2 separate regions of the Homo sapiens genome follow, and region 1 is linked to region 2. Evidence: read pairs that join two places in POLR2A ChIA-PET (ENCODE). Cell type or tissue: GM12878. All regions are shown on one strand. Each heading gives the region's core, and the rest is flanking DNA. Links, peaks and the distances in the headings are about the cores only.

The links. Peaks named below come from ENCODE experiments on the same cell type or tissue, not always from the same donor. Only the 100,000 strongest peaks of a DNase experiment are listed, where the experiment ranks them.
Region 1: POLR2A ChIA-PET joins it to region 2 with 7 read pairs; 2 of 35 experiments call an interaction of 5 or more read pairs at or near these places.

Annotation. Positions count from the first base shown.
Region 1 is chr14:93,225,447-93,231,559 of GRCh38, forward strand. UBR7 (ubiquitin protein ligase E3 component n-recognin 7) reads left to right here. Exons shown (of 11, transcript NM_175748.4): 11 at 1,497-3,769. The coding sequence ends at 1,589. Among named protein-coding and RNA genes, the nearest start is that of UBR7, 21 kb to the left of the region's middle. In GM12878, for the core only: no CTCF peak of the experiment used is centred there; no DNase peak of the experiment used is centred there.
Region 2 is chr14:93,283,834-93,286,333 of GRCh38, forward strand. The region is part of intron 3 of BTBD7 (BTB domain containing 7); the gene reads right to left. Among named protein-coding and RNA genes, the nearest start is that of BTBD7, 48 kb to the right of the region's middle. In GM12878, for the core only: no CTCF peak of the experiment used is centred there; a DNase peak (open chromatin) is centred at 1,409.

The DNA.
Region 1 (6,113 bases), core at 209-2,708, 58 kb before region 2:
TGAGACCCCGCCTCTACAAAAAAAAAAAAAAAAAAAATTAGGCTGGCATGGTGACGTGTGCCTGTGGTCCCAGCTACTTGGGAGGCTGAGATCGGAGGATCGCTTGAGCCCAGGAATTTGAGGCTCCAATGAGCTATCATCACACCTCTGTACTCCAGCCTGGGTGACAGAGCGAGACCCTGTCTCTAAAAAGCAATAATAATTAATAAACTTAGAAACTACACATTTTCTGAAATAAATTAAAAAACTGATTTGTTATTGAACCCAAGTATTTATTCACTAGCGTTTCTACTCTGCACGTTAGCTGTGACCATTTGAGGATATCCAGAAACCAAAAGCTGCACAGTCTCATTTGTGTGTTGTTAGGTCTCCTCCTACAGTATCCTTGCTAGAGATATTTCCTTTTACTTACGGGCTTTCTGTGGCTAATGTTTGTAATCCAGGGTAGGGACAGATCCTTCATTTTGCAACTTGCAAGTATCCTATTTATTAGCATTTTGTTAAGTGTAAATTCCCGTGCCATTTAGCCAAGTACATTAGAATTTTGAGCTGCAGTCATTTCAGGATGTGTTCAGCCTCTGCATCCTGAATCTGTTAGGGGTTTGGATTCCTCACTGGTTGAGCAGCAGTATTACTGTTGGTGCTTATGAAACTGGTGTATCAGCTACTGGTCTGAGAAAATTATTCCAAGTTAGCATTATTCCAAGTTGCTCTTTTGAGTATGGTAGCCACACTTACTAGGGAATGAGAGGGAAGTTTTCACTTTATACCCCTCTTTCTTACTTTCTCTTTATCTCTTTCCCTTTTTGCTCGAATTCATTCACGTGCTCTATTTTTCTTTCTCTTTCCTTCACTTTCCTTGTCTCACTGTCCTTCTTTCTTAACAATAAGCATGTGTTACCTCAGTAAAAAATAAACATGCTGGGTGTCATGGCTCACACCTGTAATCCCAGCATTCTGGGAGGAAGCGGGAGGATCACTTGAGCTCAGAAGTTTGAGACCAGCATGGATAATATAGTGAGACCTCGTATCTACACAAAATTTAAAAATTAGCCAGGCGTAGGCTGGGCACGGTGGCTCACGCCTGTAATCCCAGCACTTTGGGAGGCCGAGGCAGGCGGATCATGAGGTCAGGAGATCGAGACCATCCTGGCTAACACGGTGAAACCCCGTCTCTACTAAAAATACAAAAAAAAATTAGCCGGGCTTGGTGGCGGGCGCCTGTAGTCCCAGCTACTCGGGAGGCTGAGGCAGGAGAATGGTGTTAACCCGGGAGGCAGAGCTTGCAGTGAGCCGAGATCGTGCCACTGCACTCCAGCCTGGGTGACAGAGCGACACTCCATCTCAAAAAAAAAAAAAAAAAAAAATAGAAAATGGAGATGTTATCATTAACATAATTCTTAACAGTATCATTTGACTTGTTTGTGAATGCTATGACCTCGGATTGCGATTCTGTTACTTAGTTCTCTTTCATAATCTTTGCTTTTCAAAAACAGGTTGTTAAGAGAGAGGACATTCAGCAGTTCTTTGAAGAGTTTCAGTCAAAAAAGAGAAGAAGAGTGGATGGGATGCAGTATTACTGCAGCTAGAGTGGAGTATGAAGCTTTCTCATTCAAGCCAATGAAAATGCGCTTCCCATTCTTGGAATAAAAGAGGTGTGGTTCACATTTGGCCCCCTTTCCGTCCTCCTCTGTTTGGAGAGGCCTCGCGCTCCCTTCATTCTCTTTAGCTGCAGTAGCCACCGTGTGGATGCTGACTTCACAGCCAGCGTCCTCTGTGACTCAGCTGATGCAGCTCATTCCACAGACTTCTCCAGTGTACTCCTACTCCAGTGCACCCAGGGTTATTTGCATAGTTTTTAAGTTTGATTTTGTTTTGAGAAAGCAAATTGGTGTCTTGTTTAATGATCTGTTATTTCACTCCCAGATGTGTGTGTTTTGCCACAGAGCTGTTGCCTTCCAGAACCTCCTCCGCAGGCATCACGGAAGGCTCTCTTCCCGTCACCTAGAACCTCTACAGGTCCCCTCGCCCCTATGATCGTGGTGCCTTGGGTCAAAGCTTCCTCAAGCCTGGTCTGCTCCTTCTTTCACGTCCCTGTTTTCTGAGGTTTGGTCATAGCTTAGAAAGGATCTTGGGGCTTGTTTTCTCTAGGCCCAACCTCCAGAGTAGCCAGGACTGATGGTTTTCTGGTCTGGATGTCTGTCACAGGCGGAGAGATTAACAGATGACAGGGTTGAGGAAGCAAGCCTTTGTTATGAATTTTACTAATACAGTTCAAGTGAAATTTTCGTTCATGATTCTATTGGCACTAGAATTAGAATTTCAGTACTGTAGTGCTCACAGGGCTTCCTGGAGAACATTTGCCCGTATACTAGTCCCTTCTCTGCTGCCTAGAAAACAGACCGGGTCTCACCCCTGTGAAATCTTGGTGGTTTACGAAGTCCTCTGGATTTCTTGATATTATCAGGGATATTCATAAGCATATATCAAAAATGGACCTATTTTGATATTCTGTTATGAAAATGTTATTAGAACCCCAATAAATTATTATTTTTCCCCCTTGAATCTGCTAAAGAAAACAGATCCTGACTTAGCTTACTTGAAATAAGCAGGGCAGGGAGCCCTGTTTTGGAAGAGACAGACTGTGGAAGAGATTACAAACAAGGCCCGAGGCTGCACGAATGATGAGTTTTGTGTATATAATGTTAATGTCCACCGCCACTTCCCTAACGACTATGAGATCTTTTTTTTGAAGATCCTCATGGAAGGTTGTACAGAGCCCCACATTTGAGGGGAAGTCCTTTCAGTTGATATGAGATCTCTTTAACACCCCTCAGTCTATGTAGGAAATGCCTTGTGATACATAGAGAACCCTCAGCTTCTCTCTGCCTCTGGAGGACCAAGGTCTTTCCTGACAGTCGGAGACACACCTTGATGTATGTTAATAAAAGCATTTCAGGCTGTGGGGCCACCATGTATATTAATACTCCTTATGTGTCCAGCATCTGTGTATTCATTCGAGTGCCCAATCCCTGGATGAGATGAACTAGGCCTTATAAAAAGTCAAAGCCTCAAAGAAATGGCACAACCATGTTCTTCGGCACTCAGGCTCCTAATTGCAGATCCTCACGAAGGGTGGTATGTGGAGCTGGAAGGTCTTGTGGCCACAGGACATGCTGGTGAGCCCTGAGCTGGCCTTGTGCAGAGGGCTCCGTTCAAAGGCTCGGGGTGTCTTTGAGGTTGTTTATCAAGCTGGGGAACTCTTCCAAGTCTGACAATGTTTCGAACCCTTTTTGCAAGGTTGCACTATTAGTATACCATCATGTCCGGAAAACTTTTAATCTTCTCAAATATCTGATGTAACTACCAGAAAGTCCCTTACTTCCTATGACCAATCAGGACCAAGTCTTGGAGGTGATGTGTTACATTACGTGCAGCACAATAGTACCGATCAGTTAACTCAGCGCTGAAGGGCTTGTTTTATGAAAGGTACTATTCCTTCTTTCACATTAACTGGAAACCTCTTTTTTTACCTGTTGTTCACAACTAGTTTTCTTATTGACTGTATTGGACTGTCTCTTCTTGTAGAGACTGATTTTGGCCAACATATTAATGCATGTTTTATGCAAAACACAAATATGATATTAGTTGCTTTTAAGGAGTTCTGGCATTGTATGTGCATTTTTGTAGAAATTGTTACTGGACTTATAATTACATACTTAACTCTGATCAGGTTTCTGTAAAATTTAAATAAAACCAATACAAAATAGTTGCTTTTCAGATTGTTTTTAGTATATTTAAGTCTACACAGCCTCCCTCTGCAGGTTTTAAGAAAATGCAGGCAGGGCGCGGTGGCTCACGCCTGTAATCCCAGCACTTTGAGAGGCCGAGGCAGGCAGATCACGAGGTCAGGAGATCGAGACCATCCTGGCTAACATGGTGAAACCCCATCTCTAATAAAAATACAAAGAATTAGCTGGGTGTGGTGGCGGGCGACTGTAGTCCCAGCTACTCGGGAGGCTGAGGCAGGAGAATGGCGTGAACCCGGGAGGCAGAGCTTGCAGTGAGCCGAGATCACGCCACTGCCCTCCAGCCTGGGCGACAGAGCGAGACTGTCTCAAAAAAAAAAAAAAAAGAAAAAATGCATAGAGCCGGGCATGGAGGTTCACGCCTGTAGTCCCAGCTACTTGGGAGGCTGATGCAGGAGGATTGCTTGAGCCCAGGAGTTGGAGGCTATAGAGTGCCGTGGTTGCACCTGTGAATAGCCAGCCACTCACTGCACTCCAGCCTGGGCAACAGAGTGAGACCTCATCCTTCAAAAGAAACGTAATGGTGTATTCTAACAGCTCTTCCTGCCCTGAGGTCCTGCCCTCAAAGCAGAGGGACTGGTTCACGACATTGGGTAGCTCATTATTCTGCTGTTCTGTAAAATGCAGCCTGATCCCAGGTCCCCCGAGCAGAGCTCCTTCATCCCCCCGACTTCACCATACCCCCTGGGGTCTAATAATTGGGGTCTAGATGAACAGCAGAACAAAGCAATGGGCTGGGCTGTGACCAGTCACAGTGTTCAGGTACTGCTGCATGCAGAGGGAGAGAGGGCTGGAGCCCACATCCTGAGGAAAATGTGAGGTCCACCCTACACAGTAGCCATTATTTCTAAGTAAATATAAAAGCAACCCAAAAAGCCAGTATAGTGGCCCATCTTTGGCCTCCCCACAACTCCTGCTACCTTGGATGTGGACTTACGGTCATCACCCATGGTAAGTTCAGAGGCCAGATTGCAGAGGGCAGGGTGTGGGCTGCAAGAAGAGGCCACAGTTGGCACTACTGTGAGGGGACAAGGAGAGGGCGCGGCTGCAGAAGGCCAGTCCAGGGAGTTGCTTGTTGAAGTTCAGAGACACTTGGGCCAACGCACATTCTTAAGGTGGAGCCATTGCTGAGAGTGGACCGCAGGTGATGTTGGAGCTGTTAGAAGATGGGATAGGATGGGACAGAAGGACCACCAGACCTGGTGGTGGGGGATGCGGGTGAGGGTGTTGGAATGAGGCCTCAAAATCGAGGGAGTTCCATAGGCAGCCTCCATTTCCCTGGGAGGTGGGAGGGGAGGAGTGAGCTGGAGCATGGCTCAGGTAAGAGGAGGTGGGGGGAAGGAGTGCGCTGGAGGGCGGCTCAGGTGAGAGGAGGGGGCGGAAAGTGGCCCCGAGGAGAACACGTTAAGGCTGACCCGCAGGACTCAGGCACACCGAGCCACGGGAGGCTGGGGACCACAGGTACCACGGGGGCGTGGCTGTCTTCAGTCTCCCAAAGCTGAAGATGGACACACTGTTTATGGGTTGAGTTGGGCGGGGAGGATGGGTCGCAGCTGGGCATGGTGAGACGGCTGCCACCTATGGAAGCTGGGCCATCCTGGCAGGGGAGCAAGGAGGCCAGAGTTCCAGAGGAGGACCAGGGAGAGGCTCTGGACAGGAGGCGATCCGGCCTGAGAGCGGGCAGTGAGGTTAGCATTTCAAAGATGGAGATATTCTGGGGACAGGGGAGAGCTGTGCCATGGACAGGTAGCTGGAGACGGTCTAGGCAGCTACCAGGATGACACCAGGGATTGGAGGGAGAGGATGTTAGGTTGGAGCCAAAGCCTTCAGGATACGAAAGGAGTGACTGGGGGTGGCAGCTGCAAAGGTGGGAGCGGGACACTGGGCCGTGGGGGCTGGAGAGGTGCTGGGGTGTTAGAGACGTCACCCGCCGCCCTTCCTGACACAGAGTCCGTGGAAAGAGCGAGAAGGAGCCCACGTCCTGGGAGAGGGCTAAGTGGGCGAGGAGGAGCTAGGAGGGCAGCCAGGACAGGAGGCAGGAGGGGAGGGGTAGGAGCACAAGGACGCTGGCACTGGGGGGCAGGGAGGACACCCTGAGCAGGCTGGAGAAACAACCGTGGGTGCGATCAGGGGACTTCTGTAGGAAGAAGGCTGGCGAATGACTCGGGAGAGCGGGATTGGCAGGCACAGGGTCACCTGACTGCAACTCTGCAAAGAGCCCAGTCCCATCAGCCCCGGGAATGGTGGGATGCTGGGGGCACTGAGTTCTCTCGGGATCACTTACAGCTGGACTTCCCAGGGACT
Region 2 (2,500 bases), core at 1-2,500:
GAGCCATTGCACCAGGCCAATACAATGTCTTTTAAGTATATAAATAAGGGTGAATAAACATTCCACTTTCAATAGACAAAGAAATACTGGCAACTCCTTAAAATTTTCTTTTCCCTTAATAAATCAAACAGGACAAGTAAGAAATAAAAAGATACTTAACTTAGATTAAGAATTTCCAAGTTACTTTAACATTCTGAGTTATATAATTTACCATAAATTTAATTCTCATTACTATACCTTTTTATTATTAAATTTGAGATATATAATTAGTTCTTTGATCTAAATTATAAATTAGTGCAGAATGAAAGACTGCCTCTGGATTAAACTTTTTTTGGCCTTAAAAGATGAACAGCATTAAACTGGCTTTTGAGAATTTTCTAAATTCAATTGATATTCTATTTTAAATCAATGAACTGACAAGTAAACAGTGAGTTGATGAGACAGGTTTTCTGACATTAAACTGTGAATTAAATGGTAGAGAGTTATACCATTTAGACCCCATGTAAACTTACTTTTATAAATAATACTTCATATTTTGTTCCTATTCTGGGGTTAAGTGCTTTCATTTTGTTTGCAACTCCTTAGGGATAAAATTTATTACAACCTCTACTATCCCACTCCCCACTTTTTTTTTTTTTAAAGAAAAGGTTACTCAGCTTTCAAAGGTATTAAAAATAATTCAAAACATGTAACTGACAGTATACTAAGAATAAAGCAGTGTGCTAGGTTCTCAGGTTATTCAAAGATGACCAAGATTTTGATACACAACTTTGGGAGCATACAATACACTAGGTGACAGAGGAAATGAGACGGGTACCTAGGTAATTTCAAAACAAGTCAGAAGATATAAAACCCTAAGAACAATAAAAAGTGTTTTAGAAATTCTCAGGATGTAGAAAATACTTTTAACTTGGAATGGCTAAGCAAAACAAGGAAAGTAAGCATGTGAGTTCGGTCTTAAAGGTTAGGGTAGAATTTGGACATTTAATGATCAAAGGCAAAATACCCCCCAGACAAATGAAAAGTGAGAGCAGAGGGTCAGAGGTGAAGAGTTTGTAGTCTATGAAAAATGACTTAAGTTTTAAAACAAAAGATGCAATATTATATATATAAACTTTTTATGTTTTATATATAAACATATATATAAATATGAAACTGAGATTAACTCTTATGTTGCATGTTTGAAACCTGCATTTACTACTCTGATCTGTTGATAATGGTCTTTAGCTTGGCCCCATTCTTCTCTAGGAAGTACATTCAAATTTGCTGAAGAGGAGACAATTATAGACAGAAGTAAAATAAACTGTCAACTCAACAGAACTGAGACAGAGGGAAGAGTGTCAATATGTAGACAGTGGAGGTTGGGAAGAGGGTGAAATGGATGAGTGAGTGGGGACAGTAAGTCTTTGCTATTTTGCATTTGTTTCAAGCCACACACTCTTGGAAAGTGACCAAGTTGCTAAGGGAAAAAACGAGGTCATTGCTTTCAGTTGCTTCTGTTAGATTTTTAATTCAATAAAATATAATCACATCCATTACGACTAAAAATATGGGCAAATGCATTACAGAGTCCATTTTGGAACTAAAGTTATAAATAAATTTCATATTGTAAAGATTGAAAAATGCATTTGTGATCAAGATGAAAAAACAAAATCTGCAGTTTGAAGTCTACAGTAAATATGCATGTAGATGTTGGTGCTAATTCTGGGGTATTTTGCTCTGAGGTCAACAGTATTTATGACAAGGATGGTTAAAGTTCATGAGTTAACCTATAGTTCTCCTAAACAATGAACTTTTCCTCAAAAAATTACCAATGAATGGTATACTCTTACTGTTCTCACATTTTCAGAGCTGTTTACCCAGTATATATGCTAAGGTCATTATGAAAAGTCAAAGTGATCAAACATGTGCTCCTTCTTTGGAGACTCTTCCAATCTAGTCATCTCTTTTGGAGTTTTAAATACTAGTCTTTTAAATATAGGTACTGCTACCAATCAGGCTTCTTATGGTGCAATAGCAGAAAACAAGTCTAGTTGGCTTAAAGAGAAAAGGAATTTATCTCAAAGGACACTATTAATCTACAGTGTTGCTGGGAAAAGCTGGAGACCCAGCTCAGTAAACATGGACTAAGGAAGGCTGCAGGATGGGGACTCCACAACATGGAAGCCCAGTGAAGACCCTGAGTTGCCTGGGACCCTGGCCACTAAAGCTCCTACATTCTGTCCCTGGATAGTGAATGTCATCAATGGCACCACTGCCATGGCCTTCTCTCCTTTTCCACTAGATGTTGCTGCCCCACTCTGCTTCCAGAAAAAATTCTCTATAGTCCCTGCTTTTCTGTACCACTAACCCTGACTAGAGAAGGCTGCAGAAGAAAGTATATGACCTTTAAGGCTTTTCTACTGGGAGGTGGGCTCTGCCTCCTATGAAGACATACACAGTAAGGCTGGGAAGAAGGTCCTAATGCTGGGCAGCCAGAAAAGTCAAATGACTAACATAG